Linked DNA regions of Mus musculus: region 2 is linked to region 1. Evidence: chromatin loops called from intact Hi-C (ENCODE). Cell type or tissue: left cerebral cortex. All regions are shown on one strand. Links, peaks and the distances in the headings refer to the core of each region. The heading gives the core; the rest is flanking DNA. Region 1 holds the start of Supt16 (SPT16, facilitates chromatin remodeling subunit). Region 2 holds the start of Rab2b (RAB2B, member RAS oncogene family).

Evidence for each region. A loop is a pair of places that touch in the nucleus more often than their neighbours do. Peaks named below come from ENCODE experiments on the same cell type or tissue, not always from the same donor. Only the 100,000 strongest peaks of a DNase experiment are listed, where the experiment ranks them.
Region 2: it touches region 1 in a loop (2.1-fold over the local background); 5 of 42 quality-filtered maps call a loop at or near these places.

Annotation. Positions count from the first base shown.
Region 1 is chr14:52,190,385-52,200,090 of GRCm38, reverse strand. Supt16 (SPT16, facilitates chromatin remodeling subunit) reads left to right here and starts at 2,852. Exons shown (of 26, transcript NM_033618.3): 1 at 2,852-3,006. The coding sequence starts at 2,941. It overlaps Chd8 (chromodomain helicase DNA binding protein 8), which reads left to right. Exons shown (of 38, transcript NM_201637.3): 38 at 939-1,940. The coding sequence ends at 1,499. In left cerebral cortex, for the core only: a CTCF peak has its summit at 4,251 (motif pointing right); DNase peaks (open chromatin) are centred at 2,633, 2,802, 3,348, 4,257 and 1 more place; H3K4me3 peaks cover 2,293 bases; H3K27ac peaks cover 1,207 bases.
Region 2 is chr14:52,274,021-52,283,726 of GRCm38, reverse strand. Rab2b (RAB2B, member RAS oncogene family) reads left to right here and starts at 4,332. Exons shown (of 8, transcript NM_172601.3): 1 at 4,332-4,531; 2 at 4,742-4,813; 3 at 8,217-8,284. The coding sequence starts at 4,486. Tox4 (TOX high mobility group box family member 4) reads right to left here and starts at 4,581. Exons shown (of 10, transcript NM_023434.3): 1 at 4,495-4,581; 2 at 4,071-4,339; 3 at 3,838-3,906. The coding sequence starts at 4,076. It overlaps Gm23758 (a small nucleolar RNA gene), which reads right to left and starts at 7,196; the gene lies at 7,107-7,196. In left cerebral cortex, for the core only: a CTCF peak has its summit at 4,270 (motif pointing left); a DNase peak (open chromatin) is centred at 4,259; H3K4me3 peaks cover 2,175 bases; H3K27ac peaks cover 1,155 bases.

The DNA.
Region 1 (9,706 bases), core at 923-8,922:
CCACAAAGCAAAGGTCCTAGCGTAGTAGTTTCCAGTCTTATTAAATGTAATAAAAAGAGGAAAAACATTTTAAATTCAGTAAATATGTGATTTATTTTATTGTAGAGGTTTGTGTGTTTTGTCTCTCCTTTTGGTTTTGAGACAGAATCTCATTCAATAACTGAATCTGGCTTAGAAATAACTATATTGGTGGCAATGATGGCACACAACTTTAATCCCAACACTCAGGGGGGGGCATTGGTAGGTGTATCTTGGTGACTTTGAGGTCAGCCTGCTCTACATAGTGAGTTCCAGGACAGCCAGGGCTACCTGTCTTGAAAAAAACAAAACAAAAAGGAAAAAAGAAAGAAGTATATTCTAGGTTATCCTTGAACTCTTGGCAACTCCGCCTTGCCCTCCAAAGGCTCAGAGCATGAACCACCACACCCAAAAGATAATGTTTATCAATGTGGAACATTTTTATTAAATTTGGTGAGAACTTTCCCATAATCTTCTTGGATATCCTAAGCTGATCTTGCTCAGCTATTATCGTGTAATAACAGAGGATAAATTTAAATAAATGTCTGTGTAGTTGTGCCGCACTTCACATAAGATCATGCCAACAAACTGTTCTCGGGCTACAATTAAGTCAGTTTTTCTGTACATGTACTGATTCATTCACTGTTTTACTCAGACCCCTTACTAGCAAAGGAAAAGGCATTTGTAAAAAGGTTGCAGAAAAGTATGAAGCAGGGGGAAAAACCTTACCGTTCACATGGCTATCAATATCAAATTCTTGATCTCACCCTCAGTAACACCTCCATTAACACTAATCAAGCCAAATCAGGCAAGCATTTCTAAGCTAGGACATATGTGGTTTCTGAGTCAAGTCCTATCTGTCCCCTTCCCCCACTCCCCCAACCTCCATCTTTTTACTGTCTTTTGTTCCTACCTCACAGGGTCACTATGCTGAAACTGCGTTCAACCGGGTTTTGCCAGGGCCTGTTGCACCAGAGAACAGCAAGAAACGGGTCCGTAGGACAAGACCAGACCTTTCTAAGATGATGGCCCTGATGCAGGGTGGAAGCACTGGGTCCCTGTCTCTGCATAACACCTTTCAACACAGCAGTAGTAACCTACAGTCTGTGTCGTCTCTGGGTCACAGCAGTACCACTTCTGCATCTCTGCCTTTTATGCCGTTTGTGATGGGTGCAGCAGCACCCCCTCATGTAGACTCCAGCACCATGCTTCATCATCACCACCACCATCCCCACCCCCACCATCACCACCATCACCATCCAGGCTTGAGAACCACTGGCTACCCTTCTTCACCAGCTACTACCACCTCTGGTACTGCCTTGCGGTTACCAACACTGCAACCTGAGGACGATGATGAAGAGGAGGATGAAGAAGATGATGATTTATCTCAGGGCTATGACAGCTCAGAACGGGACTTCTCACTCATTGATGACCCTATGATGCCAGCCAACTCAGACTCCAGTGAAGATGCTGACGACTGAAGCCCCATATAGACCCGTGATGGGTGGCTGCTGGAATCCCTTACTCTGGCCCTTGGACTTTGGAAATGTGGGAGGGGCAGGGAACAATATGGGGAAACCCAAGACTTCAGGAGGTGAAAAGAAAAAGAAAAAAACAAAAAACAAAAAAAAACAAAAAACTTGTACCCAATTGCTCCCAATTTTGAGAGGATTGGGTGGGCAGGGGAACTCCTAAAAAAAAAAAATAATAAATGACCACTTCCTCGTTTCTGGGGAAGCAAAGGAGCTTAGAGCAGCTGGTGTGCTCACCCCTCCCCAGACGCCTCCATTAACCACAGACTATGTAGCGCTGGCCCTAGCCTCTGGCAGAGCCTGTTCCTGGCCAAACTGTGGCTACAGCTGGAGGGTCAGGAACTGTTACCTTCCTTCCCCTTGGCATTAATAAATTTAAGTTAATCCTTTTCCATTCTTCCTATGTTCTGTTTCCTTAAACACAATATAAGTACTGTTTTTTGCTGCGTAATTTAAACACCATTCTCCTACAGTTCAATACTGTTGCAACTAATAGAAAAGCCATTTGTAGTCCTCAATAGGCATATATAATGGCGGGTTATCCCGTTTGTTAAAGCCAAGGAAATGATACAAGATAAAGAGGTAAAATATTTTGAATTGTACTTCACATTCTTAAACGAGGATTAATTTCAAGAGCCATATTTTTTTTTTCAATTAGTCAGGATAACTATTCTTGGGGAAAGCCAGAGAATAATGTGGCTTTTCATGAAATACAGCAAAAGTACACGCTGACAAAAAGGGTGCCTTCACAACTTGGGTCTTCGCGAGGCTGGAAAGAACTACAAAGTTTAGGAGCCACTCCGAGCCATTTGTTTCCTTCCACCCTACCGGCCCATCTCTTAAAGGAAAACAGAACCTTTCCTTCCTACTCTGCTGCCCACCGCGCAGCTTATTCGCGAAGGTGGGCTCCGTCCCTCTGGGGTGCAGTGTTTGGTTGAGAGTGCCTTCCCCGGGGCGGTCACTGGCCTGCCCTGGGGCAGAGGACTCACTCCTGCGCCTGGCTGCACGCGGGTCCCGCTCTTTCTGCTCCCCTCCCTCTGCCCGCCGCCCAGAGCGCCCGGAGCTCGGAAAGTGGGCGGGTCACGTGACGGGAGCCTCTGGCGCCGGAGAGAGCTTCCAGAGCCCGCGAGCCCGCGCTGCACCTCGGTCTGTTGACTTCACTTTTGCGTCCTCGGTTGCCCTTCCTCCCGCCACCCTACGGAACGAGCGGTGGGTTTGGTTTTTTCGCTTTTTAAATCTTCGACGCTCTAGGGACCCGGAAGCGGAAGGGGATACCGGGCGGTCGGTACTTCCGGGTCACAGAGAGTGCGGGATTCCGGGCCGAGCGCGGGTGGCGGAGCTGGGACCTCGCGTGATTCTCGGAGCCCGACGGGAAGCGGCGTCCAGGGCAATGGCTGTGACTCTGGACAAAGACGCGTACTACCGGCGAGTGAAGAGATTGTACAGTAACTGGCGGGTAAGGAGCCCCGCGCCCCCGGGAGCCCCACATCCCATAATAGCCTGCTTCCCGGCGCCCTTTTCCCCCTCAGCCAGAAACCTCCGGCTCCGCCGCGCTCCCGCCTGCCCCGGCAGCGTCCGGCTCGCCGCGCCGTGCTGCGCCTGCGGGGTCCGCACGCGCCTGGCCCGCCCCGCGGCCACAGCGGCCCGCCCAGGTCCCGCCACAATTACCGTTTGCGGGAAAGGGGCGCGAAAGCTGTGCCCGGAGCTCTTGGCGCTCCCCGCTCCCCGGCCTCTGCTGGAGTTGAGAAATGCTGCTCCCGCGCCCCGCTGCTTCTCCTTAGGCCCTGCGTGGGTCACAGACCCAGCGCTGGGAACCTGCGGGCTCTCCTAAGAATTAATTGATGGGACGCCTCAAAGCCGGTTTCCCATGTCGGCAGCATACCGGGGGCACGTGTTGAGGAAAACGCTGTGGAAGTTCCAGGGCTTCTCCAAAGATTGGGCAGTTTCCCTGTTTTATAATCATAATTTCAAACTTACTTTTTTGCTAGTTAACTTGTTAACTTCACAAGTGTTTGATTGATTTCATACTGTCTGAACGGTCTATCGTCTGGGCTCTGAACCTTGTGAGTGAGGGGAAATAGAACTGATAAAAAAGAAAGCCGAAAATGCTCTGAAAAAATACCAACTCCGGTTTCAGCTTTGTAAACTATCTTATACTGATTGGTCCTCTCCATTCTTGGCTCCTGCATGTAATCCCATGATTTCTGAGGCTGAGGCAGGAAAATGACTAGTTTCAAGCCTGCCTGTGCTTCATAGTGAGACTGTATCAATCGGCTCGTCATTTAGTAAATAAAATTGAACCTTTACTGAAGTCGGTTGTTTTTCCTGCCTCATCAGAAAAAAGCCTATGTATCTTTTAAGCAAGATGCATTGCGTGCTGAAAATAATATAGGGTTTTTCACTTTATTGGCTAATTTTTTTTAGATGACTTAGTGGTCTCTATCACAAAATTATATTGTTTGGTCCTGAGGATTGGCCCTACCACCACCTCTGTGTTTTACCATTAAGCTATATCCCTATCCAGGGAATATTTACTGTCACTGTGTTATGATGTATGCAATGATGATAATCAAAAGCCCCCGTTTCTACAGCCAGCCCTGAAATAATAAACTTTTAAAGCTTTTTTTTTTTTTTAATATTTATGGGTATTTTGCATTCATGTATGTTTGTGTATACCCTGCATGCATTGCCTGCGAAGGCCAGAAGAGGGCGTGGGATACCCTAGAACTGAAATTACAGAAGGTATTTAGTTGCTGTTTAGGTCCATGTGAAACCTGGTCTTCTGGAAGGGCAACCAGTGATTTTAACTACTGGGCATTTTTCTAGCCCCTTAAAAACATATTGGTGTTTTCTCTATTTCCAGAGTTCATCAAGCTATTTTTAAGGCTGTTACAGTAACATAGCTTTTAATTATAATTTTCATAACTTAACACAGCATGCTTTTGAGTAGAAAGGCTTGATACATTAAACTTTCATCTGAATGTCATCCTTTGGTATTGGGATCTTGGTGAAATATTTGCATCCAATGTATGTACATGTTGTGCTATGTAAGTCATCACAATACCTACTCCAATGTCATTGATGTGTGAGTATGAGTGCCACTGCTTATGTATAGAGATCAGAAGGCATCTTTGTAGAGTCATTTGTCTTCAAGTTATATATCTTTATTTGGGATCAGGAGATCGAAATAGCAAGCACCTTTATCTGCTGAGCCATCTCACCAATCTGTTTTCCATCATTCCTGAAACATTGAGTCTAATCCAGTCCTACCTTTTCTATTTTCAACATCAGAGCTGCTAAGAGTAAAATAGGTTTTCATTGCCTGTCTTGTTTCTGCTTTGGGAAATCCTAGGTGGTAGTGATAGATTATGAAAGTGGGTTACAGGATCGTCCTGTGGGTTTTCTATTTATGGGGTAGATTTCCAGCCTATTCATCATTGTGATTTTAATCATTAAATCAATTTATTCTGCTTACTGGGGGTTGAACAAAAATCTTTCCTAAATTTTTGGCTGTTTTAAGGAGTAAGGGGTACAGAGTTTTGGTATCTCTACTAATAATTTAAGAATTATTTTAGAACTGGGCATGTCTCAAAAAAACCAAAAAAAAAAATTATTATTTTACTAGACCTTTCTATGAACAGACCTCAGATTCCTTCATCTGCTTTTTGTCTTGAAGAATTACATGAAGTGCCAGAATTGCAGCTGTTTTCAAAAGAAATACTAACCCAATGCATTTGTTCATGTGGTTATTTGCCAGCTGTTAAGCTTGAGGTAGTGGGTAGCTGTGACCCTTCCCCCAAAAAAAGAGTCCATTGCAGTGAGAATGGGTAAGCTGTAGTATCAGATCTTTTGTGCTGCTTCCTACCATTTGCTGAGATTTGATTATGGCTGTCTTTTCTTTTTCAGAATTTTCTGAGAGTAGGCAGATATTTTCATAGTTTCAGATTTTTTTTAAAAACTTAGTTCCTGCATTACTTACTTTAAGCAAAGCAGTAAGTTACTTTGATTTATCTCCATGTGTCTCTGTTTTCTGTTAGAGTTTCTGGCCTTAAACTCTCAGAGGTCCGCCTCCCAGAGTGCTGGGATTAAAACACCGCTCCTGGCACCACAACAGGTTTCTCTTTGGTCTTTTATTCTAAAATTCTGACATTCTGTTTTATTTGTTTACTTTCTTTTACTCCTTTTCCATAGTGTTTCCTCAGCCAGGTTGCTCTGTGGGCCTGTTGAATCATGGGATGTTTCAATGCTGGATTGCCTCTATTCTTTAGCTCCTGATTTTGTTGTTTTGATTTTTATGTGAATAAGTGGCTTGCACGCATGCATATTTATCTTTTCATGTGCCAACTTCATGCAGGCAGTGTTGTGTCCATGGTGGCCAGAGAGAGGCATCCGCTGCTCTGGAACTGGAGATCATGCTGTTGTGAGCCACCATGAGGTTGCTAGGAACCAGACCTGGGGCCTCTTCAAAGCAGGAAGTGTGCTTGGAGGAGAGGGGGAGTAAAGGCTTACAGTGTTTTTTTTGTTTTTTGTTTTTTTAAATGTTTCATAATAATTTTTTTAAAGATTTATTTATTATTTTATGTAAATACACTGTAGCTGTCTTCACACACTCCAGAAGAGGGAGTCAGATCTCGTTACGGATGGTTGTGAGCCACCATGTGGTTGCTGGGATTTGAACTCTGGACCTTCGGAAGAACAGTCGGGTGCTCTTACCCACTGAGCCATCTCACCAGCCCCAAGGCTTACAGTTTTATTGTGGTCTCATTGATAAGTCAGTTAAAAATAAGTAAAAGCTTATTTGTTATTTTATCATTACAAAATAGGCTTAGAGCTGGATCACGTGGCCCTTTTTCTCTTCTTGTCTCTGCTCTCATCCCTTACTAGTGGCATTCCCTGAGGCCTGCATCTGGGCTCTGCACACTGAGGTCTCAGCAGTCTTTAGAGTTTTCACCTTTTTGTGGAAAATAGGCTTAGTCTGTACACCATAGACACTCCATTTCCTGCTATAACACCGCATTCTCTGGCCATACAAAGAATCATTGCCCTTGCACTGTGTCACCTTGTGGGGCAAGTGCTTACTACTTCTTGTAGAAAGTCTCTGCAGGTCTTAGAAACAATTCACAGAAAGTTTTGGCACAGAAAGTGTGACAACCATTAAAATGTCCTCCAGCCCCTGTCCTCTTCTTTTTGTTTTGAGAACAGTTTATCCAGAAGTTTTAAAAGTAGGGTAGGTAGGAAGTAAATTTCATAAGTCATATTTTCATGTGTTATTTTTATATCTTAAATGTGTTATTTTATGATAGGTAGATTTCTACCACTCTAATAAAATCTGAGATATACTAAGGAAAAGCTCACTTTTGGGTTCGTGTTCTCAGAAGTTTGAATTCGTTGCACTTGGTCCCAGCAAAGCCAAAATACATGACCAAAGAGGCCTCTCATCTCATGGCATCCACAAAATGAGAAGGGATCAAGGTTAAAATATTCCCTTCAGGGGTATATCTTACCTCACTTGCTTCGACTAGACCAACCTTCCAAAGAGTCATGGGAGGAAGGGGGAGGTCAAGTTTTTGGCACAGGGACTTTTTTGAGATTTTATTTTAATTTCTGTGTGAGTGCATGTATATTCTGTGACGCTTGCATGCCTGGTGCCCACAAAGGTCAGAAGAGAGGGTCAGATCTTCTGAAACTGGAGTACAGATGGTTATGAACCATCAGATGGCTGTTACAGTTGGACTGCATTCTCTGGATGAACAGTCATTGCTCTTATATGCTAAGCCATCTCTTCAGCCCACTTTGAATTAAAGAATTCAGTGGACCAATAAAATGCCTCGGTAAGTAAGAACATTCACTGACTGAGAATGACAACCTGAATTCAATCCCCAGATCTTACCATGGAAAGAGAGAATGAACTCTGAAAAGTTGTCCTCTGGTCCCCACACATGTACCTTCTATGCACGGTATAATTATCGGACCAGTGAAACTGCTCAGTGAGGCACTTGCTTACAAGAGTGGCCACCTGAGCTCAGTTCCCACAAGCTGCACAAAGGAAAACTCCACAGGTTGTTTTCTGACCTCCTCACCTGTGCATTGTGTCATGCCACACATATACACATAATAAATATAGAAATTAAAATCTTCAATGGAGACCTTGTCCTAGAGTACTGCCGTAGCTTACTCAAAGCCAGCCTGGATTGTCCACACTAGCATTATGCAAAGGGTTGAGCAGGTTCCTCCCAAATACTTGCTGAGAGCCTTGCAGCTAAAGAAAATGATCCAAAAGGTTCAAATTGGTAGCTTCAAAAAACTCACTGTTGCCAGGTGTGGTGGCGCACACCTTTAATTCCAGCACTGGGGAGGCAGAGGCAAGCAAATTTCAGAGTTCGAGGACAGCCAGGGCTACACAGAGAAACCCTGTCTCAAAAACCAAAAAAAATGCTCACTGTTGAGGAAGCTGTGCAGAATGTTTCAGTGGCCACTGAAGTGTGGGTATGGTTTCATATTGGAGAGATCATGACATTGTGGATAATGTTTGAAGTCTAAACTTTGACTTACTACTTAAATATTCTTAGGCTGTGAACAGATCTATCCAGAGAAAAAGAAAAATTTGATAGACAAAATTCCTAAGTTGAGCAGGACATGGCAGCTCATGCTTTTAATCCCAACACTTAAGAGAGGCAGATGCAGGCAGATCTTTGTGTTCAAATAGGTCCCCCTTTCCTTTGCATTGATGGTGGTGTGGGCCCTCTTCAAATCAAGCCCACCTGTGCAATGCTGGGATTTGAGTTTCATTCCTACTTCATTGCCTGATATCCTGTCCACTAATTTTACACATTTGGGTTAAAACTGGCATTTTATCTTTAATTTTACTTTTTATCTTTTGTCTTCTACTTCCAGGAACTGTTTATTAACTTATTCTTTTCATCTTTCAGTGAGTTGCTTTTTACTTGTGTTGTTTATTTCTATCAGCTCCTGCCCTTATTTATACTTATGTGTTTACTACTCACTCCTATACTCAACAGCAGTTGGTGCTGGACTATAATAATGCAGGGCTGTTCATGGAGGGGAAGCTCAGCTGAAAGTCCTACACTGAGTGGCATTGTAGCTTTTATTGTGATGCAGCACACTATTTACATAGTTTTACATGTCTGTAGTAATATAAATAAAGAAATAAATCCAGGCGGTGGTGATGCATGCCTTTATTTAATCCCAGCTCTTGGGAGGTAGAGGCAGTTAGATCTCTGGATTTAAGCCAGCTAAGGTCTACAGAGCCAGTTCTGGGGTAGTTAGGACTACACAGAGAAATCCTGTCAGTCAGTAAATCAACCAGTCAATCTATATATGCAGCTAGTTCTGTGAAGTGTAGCATGTGCAGTTTTGCCTAGAAAACAACACTTGGTGATAGATAGGTGGTTCTGTCACTAGTTGTGTATTTGTTGCACTGTGTTTTTAGTGTTGCTTTGGTGTCCCTTTCCCCCCCCCCCTTTTTTTTTGAGACAGGAACTCCTGGAACTCAAAACTATCCTCTTGCCTCTGTCTCCCAGAGTGTTGGGATTAGATAAGCATGTGCCACCCACCCAGTTGTTGTACTTACTTTTAAATGCTCACTGGTGCTTGGAGTGATGGCTCAGCACTGGCTGCTCTCCAGTGCCCTCTTCTGGCCTTCATGGGCACCAGGTACAAGTGTTGTGCAAAGGCTGAGAAGCAAGCAAAGTACCTCCCATACCACTACTACTACTACTACTACTACTACTACTACTACTACTACTACTACTACTACTACTTTTCTTCTTCTTCTTCTTCTTCTTCTTTCTTCTTTCTTCTTTCTTCTTCTTCTTCTTCTTCTTCTTCTTCTTCTTCCTCCTCCTTCTTCTTCTTCTTCTTCTTCTTCTTCTCCCTCCTTCCTTCTTCTTCTTCCTCCTCCTCCTTCTTTTTCTTCTTCTTCTTCCTCCTCCTCCTTCTTTTTCTTCTTCTTCTTCCTCCTCCTCCTTCCTCTTCCTCCTCCTCCTCCTCCTCCTTTTCTGATGGCCCATATCTTGGGTCATGGGAATGGGAGGTTAGGAGTTCAAAGTCATCCTTGATTACATATGAGATTTGAGGACACTTTGGACTGCATGAAATCCTGTCTGGAAGGAAAATCCCTGTAAGCCAATGTGTTT
Region 2 (9,706 bases), core at 560-8,559, 84 kb before region 1:
CAAATGCCTTCTGTCCTCTGCCTGCACACAGACACACAAACCATGACAACTAGCATCCGTCCTCTCCTCTCTTCTCATCTCCCTGTGCTTCTCTATCCTCTTCCCTCTGTCCAGAGGTTCAATCAGAAGCTCCCACATACTAAGCAAAAACTCTAAAAATGACCTATATACCAGCCATCAAGGATTTAGAAAAACAGTTTTATCAGTGCTGGAGAGATGCCTCAGTGGTTTAGAGCATTTGCTGCTCTTCCAGAGGACCTGGGTTCCATTCCCAGCACCCACATGGTGGCTCACAAACGTGTATAATGCAGACCCAAAGGAATCTCTTGTCCTCTTCTGACCTCCACAGGCACCTGACATGTGATGCACAGACATAGATACAGGCACAACACCCATACACAAAAAATCTCTCCAGCCCCTATAATGATATATTTGATATAAAGAAGTTCTTAACTTGAACACCGTCCATTTTTTCCTATTAATTTATGGCTAATACTCCATAAGGGCAGCTATTTTCTTTTTGACAATACAAAACAAAATAAAACAAAAAACCAAAATAAAAACCAAGCAAACTTGAAAAATGACTGTTCTTCAAAAAGAATTGCTTTAAAAAGATCACCTATTTTTAGTGATGGCTTACAATAAGGCTGGAAACAACAAGACCCATACATTCACTAACATGAAGATTAAAAGCCAGGCACGGTGGCATATATTTTAATCCCAGAACTCAGGAAGCAGAGGCAAACGAAGGCCAGCCTAGTCGCATAGCAAGTTTGCTGTCAGCCAAGACTACACAGTGAAACGATTCCTCTCAAACTAAACAAAGACATAAAGTTTAAAAATTCACTGAGAGGCAGGAACAAGTAGGTGCACAAGTTGTAAGTAACAAGGACACAGTCAAGGCCTAAAGGAAGCTCCTGAAACGGACCTTAAAGCTTAGCTGAATGTTCCCTCCTCTCAACAGCTACACCAGGAGCCAGAACAGAACAGAAACAAAGGGCAGAAGCAAGCCTTGAAAGTCCTCCCTTTTTCCGTCAATGCTGGGTCAAGGGTCCAGCACACAGTAGGCCAGTGCTTCGCTATCTAGTCCCTGTATGGTTTTTTTTTAAATTTATTTATTATTATACATAAGTACACTGTAGCTGTCTTCAGACACTCCAGAAGAGGGTGTCAGGTCTCATTAGATGGTTGTGAGTCACCATGTAGTTGCTGGGATTTGAACTCAGGACCTTCAGAAGAGCAGTCAGTGCTCTTAACCCCTGAGCCATCTCACCAGCCCCGTCCCTGCATGTTTTAAAGGGCCATCCCTCATGCTGTTAGCTTTTGATCAACGTCAGACTGGTAGGAAAAATTGAAAGCTGTATTTACCTTTTTTTTTCCTTTTTTGGAGACATGGTCTATGTAATTTTGAATTTAAAGAGATACACATGGGGTGGGGGTGGGGGAGACTGGAGAAATGGTTCAGTGGTTAAGAGCACTGACTACTCTTCCAGAGGTCCTGAGTTCAATCCCCAGCAACCACATGGTGGCTCACAACCATCTGCAATGAGATCTGACGCCCTTTTCTGGTGTGTCTCTCTGAAGAGATCAACAGTGTACTCGCATAAATAAATCTTAAAAAAAAAAAAAAAAAAAAAGACACACAACTCTGTCTCCCAAATGTTGGAATTAGGATTAAAGATGTGTACCACTACACCCAACCTTGTGTTTACCTTTTTTTTTTTTTTTTTTTTTTTTTTTTGGTTTTTCCGAGAGAGGGTTTCTCTGTGTAGCCCTGGCTGTCCTGGAACTCTGTAGACCAGGCTGGCCTTGAACTCAGAAATCCACCTGCCTCGGCTGAGTGCTGAGATTAAAAGCGTGTGCCACCACATCCAGCCGTGTTTACTTTTAAAATGTACTTTCCTATAAATAAGGACAATGTGACTTACTGCACTCCAAACAATGAAATCAGACCATGGAGACCTTTTGGATGGAACTCGGAATAAAATCACCAAGTGTAAGACTTCGTTTCCTTCCTAATTTTGCCACTCATTTGAGTCATACCTCCCTTTGCTTAGGAGAATATTCAATAATATTAAGTTAAACAATAAACCAGCAGCCAGGAGTGCTAGAGTATGCCTTTAATCACAGGAAAGAGTTCTGTTCTGAATGGGAAGAACTCTTTACTGGAAAGGCAGAGGCAAGTGGATATCTTTGAGTTTGAGGTCAGCCTGGCCTACATTGTGAGTTCCAGGACAGCCAGAGCTATGTGAGATTGTCTTTTATTTAAAAAGAAAGAAAGAAAGAAAGAAAGAAAGAGAGAGAGAGAGAGAGAGAGAGAGAGAGAGAGAGAGAGAGAGAGAGAAAGAAAGAAAGAAAGAAAGAAAGAAAGAAAGAAAGAAAGAAAGAGAGAAAGAAAGAGAGAAAGAAAGAAAGAAAGAAAGAAAGAAAGAAAGAAAGAGAGAGAGAGAGAGAGAGAGAGAGAAAGAAAGAAAGAAAGAAAGAAAGAAAGAAAGAAGAGAGAGAGAGAGAAAGAGAGAAAGAAAGAGAGAAAGAAAGAAAGAAAGAAAGAAAGAAGAGAGAGAGAGAGAGAGAGAGAGAGAGAGAAAGAAAGAAAGAAAGAAAGAAAGAGGAAAAGAAAAAGGAAAGAAAAGAAAAAAAAACACCAAAAAACCAAACCAAACCAAACCAAAACAAAAAACAAAAAGCAAAAGCAACTAGCAATCACTCACTGTCAATCATCTCTCAACCATAACAATGTTCCCACAGGATAAACCGACACAACAGCAATGGATAACTACTTTTGGTGCAAACAACCGTGCAAATGAATTCACAGCACTTTGGGAGGTAGTATATAATCCTCAAAAGATGGACCAAGGCTCAAGTTCTCAAAAAAAAAATGGTAAAATTTCATACACTGCAGCTTTGACTTTCGCTTGCTCAAATAAGTTTTATGCTTTCTAATAGGAAAATCTGTCAACCAAAAGTTTTCCTGAATATCTTACAGCAGTGGCTCTCAACGTTCCTAATGCTGCATGGACCCTTTATTATGGTTCCTCATATTATGGTGACCCCCAACCATAAAATTATTTTCGCTGCTATTTCACAAATATAAGTTTGCTACTGTTATGAATCACAAAGTATCTGTTTTCCTATGGTCTTAGGTGACCCTTGTGGAAGGTCTTAGAACATCCAACAACCATTACTTCTACTTCACGCCATCTTTAAAAACCAAACCAAACCAAACCAAACCAAACCCTGTTATTATAGTCATTTGACAACTGGAATCCAAAGGTGACATAGTCAGTCTGTGATCACTGGGAAACAGGTGCACTCTACCCCCTTCTATGTTCTCTGGCAGCTATTTCTTTCCCTCTGTCGTTCTTTAGCCAAGCAAACAGATGCCACATCAGTAGGATGAACCACTTTTATCAGAAAAGACATTTCAAATAAAAGAGCCCCCTATAGAATTCAAGAAATAACAACTGTCCGAAGTTATTCCCTGCTGGATAAACAACTTTCTTTATCTCGATTTCTTTACTGAAAAAATTTTTTTTCTTTCTTGCTGTCTCCCAAGATTGTTAGTTATTTCACCCCCAACCAAAGAACAATTCCTTTCGTTCTTCCTATTCAGAACAGAAACTCCTCAAACAAGCCGTCTCTTCAACATCCTGGTTTCCTCATGACAGCCGCTTTCGGTTCTCCCCCACCCCCACCCCCTCCACAGTCCTTAGAGGAGCTCGAAGCCTCGGCCACTGTCCCCTCCAGCTCCCGCCAGCCCCCGCGCTCACCCCCACCGTCCTTCCCTAACCGCTGCCTAGGCCCTCCGGCGCCCCAGCATCAGCAGCTTTTGCTCACCTCGGCTCCTGACAGGAAAGGGTGCGAGGGCCCAGTGATCGTCAGGTAATTGTCATTTCCTCCGGGAAACTGTAAACCAAAAGAAAGCCGCGGTGGGTGAGTGAGCGGAGCAGTGGCGTGCTGAGACCCCAGCCCTCCCGAGCCCCCCTGGCTCCTCGCTGCCCTGCATTCCCGCTTCCGCTTCCCCTAGTCGGCCGCGAACCCTCATCAGCCCTCAAAGACTCGGCACCCACCTCCATCTTCACAGCACCACTACCAGCGACTCAGCGTCTCCGCGTCCGCATCGCTCCCACCGCCCCCACTAGGTTCCGAGCGCGTCACTTCCTCAAGGAGAAAGCGTCGCTCTCCGATGATTGGACCGAGTCAGGGACGCAACCAGTCTCGATCCCAGCTGCCCGAAGGGTCGCTGTCGCCCCCTGGAGCTTGGTGGGATAATGGCATGTAGAAGAGCACTGGGTGGCCCTAGAGGCGGCGTCCGGTACAGCCGATCCAGCGAAGATTTCTGGGGGAGAGCAATAGAGACGCAGCTTGAGCTAGAAGGGCTGGAGCGGAGGCAAATAAGGAGACCCGTAGATTGAGTGGCTAGAGAGGTCGGAGGTAAGTGGCTGTAGAAATCGGGAGGACCCGGAACACAGACGCCTCGGGACCATGACTTACGCTTATCTCTTCAAGTACATCATCATCGGAGACACAGGTAACCCGCCGACGGACCGCCTTCGGAGTTGGGGCGGGGATCCTACCTCCAAAATCGGCTTGGGGGCGGGGCGGGGTGAGCGGAGTTGCGCGGAGGGGGCGGGGCGAGCCCCGGGGGCGGGGCTCTGCCCCTGCCTTAGACCCTGTTCCCTGTCTGGGAGCCAGCGGCTTCCCGGGTGACGTGCGTCTAGTGAACACCGTTCTTTCGCAGGTGTGGGGAAGTCATGTCTCCTCCTTCAGTTTACCGACAAGCGGTTCCAGCCCGTGCACGACCTCACAATAGGTAAGCTATCCCCTCGTTCCAGAACAGCTAAAAGCTAGCTGCCAGAACTGCTAAAGGAGAAAGTTACAGTCTCAGTATTCTAAATAAAAAGTTACTTCTCGGCCGGGCGTGGTAGCTCGCGCCTTTAATCCCAGCACTCGGGAGGCAGGTGGATTTCAGAGTTCGAGGCCAGCCTGGTCTACAAAGTGAGTTCCAGGACATCCAGGGCTACACAGAGAAACCCTGTCTTGAAAAACCAAAAAAAGTTACTTCTCGCTACCTTGGTCTGAAATCATGGTATATGAAAAATGATAAAAGCTGGTAAGTGGAGGATAAATGATTGAAAGGTAACTTTAGAGATGGATGTAAGATACTAGTTGCCGTAGGATTTTTTTTTCTTCCAATGCAACTTGTATGTTTATGGAAAAATCCCACGGAAACATGACTGCTTATTAAACATCTCATCTGTATTTTGTTATTAACTACCAGCTTCACATGTTTTTCAACATAAACACCAACATAGGATTCTTTTAAGTCTGGAGAGGTAAAAGCCAATGTACGGACATTGCAGTTCTTCCTGCACAGACACCTCCTCTAATCTCTTCACCTTCTCTTCTTTTAGGAGCAAATAGCCTCAGATTCATTATATAACCCACACTGGACACAAACTCCCAGAGATCCTCCTGCATTAGACTCTCCCCCCCCCACCCCCTCGGGACAGGGTTTCTCTCTGTGTGGCCCTGGCTGTCCTGGAACTCACTCTGTAGGACAGGCTGGCTTCAAAAATCAGAAATCCGCCTGCCTCTGCCTCCCAAGTGCTGGGATTAAAGGCGTGCGCCACCACTCCCAGCCTCACGGACTTTCGTAATAAGTTTGTTTTTGCGCCGAGACTGGCTTTAAGCTTCCTGGGTAACCTGACCATGATTTTGACTTGATCGTCCTAAATGCTGGGATTAGATATGCACCACTATACTCAGCCTGTTTTTTAGTTTCTTACTCATTGAAATTACATTCTTATTGTTCTGAGAGAAAAAAAAAGTTGACAGTGATTTTTTTTTTCCAAAAAAATATCTTTTTGATTTTTGTTGAGGTAATAGGTATTCAGAACAGGTATTTCATATAGCACCTTAAAGTAAAAATATTTATATAGAGTATGAATTCCTCATGCTATGTACAAAATACTATTTTGAAAATAGAAAAGGGGATGAATTGTCTGCTTATGATGCAGTGGGGTTTTTGTTTTTTTGAAATATTGTCCTTGAAAGAGATGAATTTTGCCTAGAAATAGAAAAGTGTCAAAAGCTCTATCAGTTCGTCAGTTTCCATACTGCTTTAAGAGAGGCTATTACCAATGTACTCTGGAAATTATTGGTGATTGAAGGTATTTTGTCCTTGAAGACCTGTTCCTTAGGCAGCTTCTTTAATTGCCAATGAAAACAGTTTTAGAATTGCAGTTTAAGAAGTGCTGCTTCATACACAGAACTAGTCAGTACTCTGAGACACTGTCGCGAAATGCTATCAATGGGCTGGAGAGCTGACTCAGCAGTTAAGAGCACCGACTGCTCTCCCAAGAACAAGGGTTCAATTCCCAGCACCCATCATCCTCTGTCACTCAAGTTCCAGGGGATCCTTTGGGTTCTTCTGGCCTCCACAGGTACCAGCCACATACGTCACACATACTTAACATGCAGGCAAAACACTTAACTTTCAAATAGTTCAGAAGTTCTTTGAGCCTGACAGTGGTGGCGCACGCCTTTAATCCCAGCACTCGGGAGGCAGAGGCAGGTGGATTTCTGAGTTCAAGGCCAGCCAGGTCTACAGAGTGAGTTCCAGGACAGCCAGGGCTAAACAGAGAAACCCTGTCTTGAAAAACCAAAACCAACCAACCAAACCAGCAAACAAAGAAGTTCTTTGAAAACAATTGTAGAATTAAATATTACCTAGTCAGATTTCAGTGTAAGCTAACATTCCTAAGCATTTATTCATCTCTTTTAGTTTTATTTGTCCCAGAATTGTTATGTTCATTTTCTAGAAATTTTTTTCTATGAATTGTAGCTTTGTAGTTTATTTTATGAAAAACTTTCCTGTAGTGGCTTTTTTTTTTTTTTTTGAGACAAGAGTTTTTCTGTATAGCCCTGGCTGTCCTAGAACTTGCTTTGTAGCGGGTACACATTCTTCAGATGTTATTTGCAAATCATTACAGTAACTGCAGTGCCACTTTTCTTAAGGCTAATTCTTAAGAAGATCTAGATAGAGTCTCTGTCATTATAAGGCCTTAAAACAAATCAACTGGTTATATAATAAATCAAACTTAGTTTATTACTAGAATTTATAAAACCAGATCTAGGGAAAGAACTAACTCTGGTAACACATACGTGGGTTTTTCCCCCTCAGATCTTAAAAAAAATTTTTTTGTATATATGTGTGTTTGTATTTGCACATGTGTGTACAGGTGCCTATAAGGGCTAGAGATCATTGACCCCTCTGCAGCAGGAGTTACAGGTAGTTGTGAGCCACTGGACAAGGGTGTTGGGAACCAAACTCTGTTCTGCTCCAAGACCAAGTGCTCTCAACCACTGACCATATCTCCAGCCCCCAGCCCCCTATGGTCTTAATATAGCAAGTGTCATCCAGACTGTAAAATCAAAACAGTGAGACTACTTGTATTTATTTTATCTGAATGAGCTTTGTTCCCTTTTCTACATCTGAGTTATTCTTAAGTCATTATCACTTAGAATCCACTTGTTTCTTTTTGGTGAAAGGGATTAAACCTAGTGAGTTATGTTCTAAGTAGTTACACTATCGCTGAGTTATACCTGTAGCTGTAGGGTAATCTCAGGCCAACCCTGAACTTGCTCTGTAAGTCATGATGACCTTGAACTTCTTATCCTAGGGCTCCTACTGCCTTTACCTCATGAGGCCTGGGATTAGATCACTGCCATGCTCAGTTAAGGGGTTCTGGGGCATGCATGTGGATGTGCACGTGCATGAGTGTGCAGATGCCCATAGGGCCCAGAACAGGGTATTGGAGTCCTTGAAGTTGGGGTTACAGGCAGTTATGAACTATCAGATGAGGGTGTTGATACCCAATTCCAGTCCAAGAAGCACATACATGCTTTGCTTTAGTGCTGAGCCATCTCTCTAGTCCTGTGTCCAGTTTTATGTGGATCTGGGGATTGACTCCAGAGCTTCTAGGCAAGTCCTGTATCAAGTGAGCTACATGTCCAGTCAGTGGGTTTTTAATTCTAGAAAAGAAACTAAAAGGAACACAAATTCAATTGGAGCAATAACCACTGTCGGGCTGAATGTCAGTGAGTGATGACAAAGGACTCATCATTATAACACTGGGGAAAAGTATGTGGCTCTAGATGGACATGTATGTGTTCATTACAGTCATGTTCGTTCTCTTGTCTTTCACTGACAGGTGTGGAGTTTGGAGCACGTATGGTCAACATCGATGGAAAACAAATCAAACTGCAAATCTGGGATACGGTAAGAGAGGGCAAAACAATTTAGTACCAGACTGAGGCCCAGTTATAACAGTAAAAGCTAATGCAGCCTTGTGGAATGCTAGACACCTGTAGTTTTAAAACTATAGGATGAGCCGGGCGTGGTGGTGCATGCCTTTAATCCCAGCACTCGGGAGGCAGAGGCAGGCAGATTTCTGAGTTGGAGGCCAGCCTGGTCTGTGAGTTCCAGGACAGCCAGGACTACACAGAGAAACCCTGTTTCAAAAACACCAAAAAAGAAGAAAAAAACAAAAACTGTAGGATGAGGCAAGGAGCCCAAGAAAGGTGAAGCCAAGAGGGAATACATACTGAGATATTCAGGTCAAAAACAAAGCATCATACCTTTTTTATTTGAAATGATTTGACTCTCAGGTGGAGGATGTTTAAGACCAGCCTGGTCTACAAAGTGAGTTCCAGGACAGCCCATGCTATACAGAGAAACCCAGTCTTGAAAAAACATAGCAAACTAAAAAAGACTCAACTAATACAGTAAAAAATAAAAACTTATAAAAGTTTATGTAGCCAAAGGTGACCGTCCTCTTACATAAGGCCCTTTTCTGTGTCACACTGTTGCTGTTCTGCCAGAAGACCCCACTGTTAATGATTCAGGGTGTATTCTTTCAGACTTCTGTGCACTGAAATCCCTAAAGAATAGAATGTGTCAGCCAGGAGTGGTGGCGCACGCCTTTAATCCCAGAGCTGGGGAGGCAGAGGCAGGCAGATATCTGTGTGTTATTTTTTTTTTGTAGACCAGACTAGCCTACAAAGTGAGTTCCAGGCCAGCCAGGCTACAGAGTAAGAAAGACCCGTCTAAATTAAATAAAATGAATAAATAAATAGGTAGATATAGATGGATAGATAGGTAGGTAGGTAGATAGGTAGGTAGATGGGTAGATATGTAGACAGACAGATGCAAGTTAATGGTAGAGGTTTTTGTTGTTGTTGTTGTTAATTTAAATAATGTATGTATTGCCTGTGTGCTTGACAGTAAGTGCATGTGACCTGGTGCAAGTGGAAGTCAGTTTTGTGCAGTGGTTCTCTTTCCATCTTTTAAAGAAAGGTTCCCGAGGACCAAGCTCAGGTTGTCAGGTTTGCATGACAAGTTCTTTGCTTACCGAGACATCTTGCCAGCCCAAGATTTTTGTCTTCATTAATATTAATATGTATAGAATTGTGACAAGAGTCGACATAGCTGTGTTGTTTATATAGTAGTTTTGATATTTTGGAGACGTTTTCTATCAGTATAATACAGATCTGACTCACTCGTTTTAACAACCGCATAGTCACGGAATGTTCGTACCATGTATTTATTTTAGCCGGCCTCCATTGCATTGATGGACATTAGTTTTGTTTTTAGTTTTCAACCATTGTACAGCTTCTTTAAACATTCTAATTTATTACAATT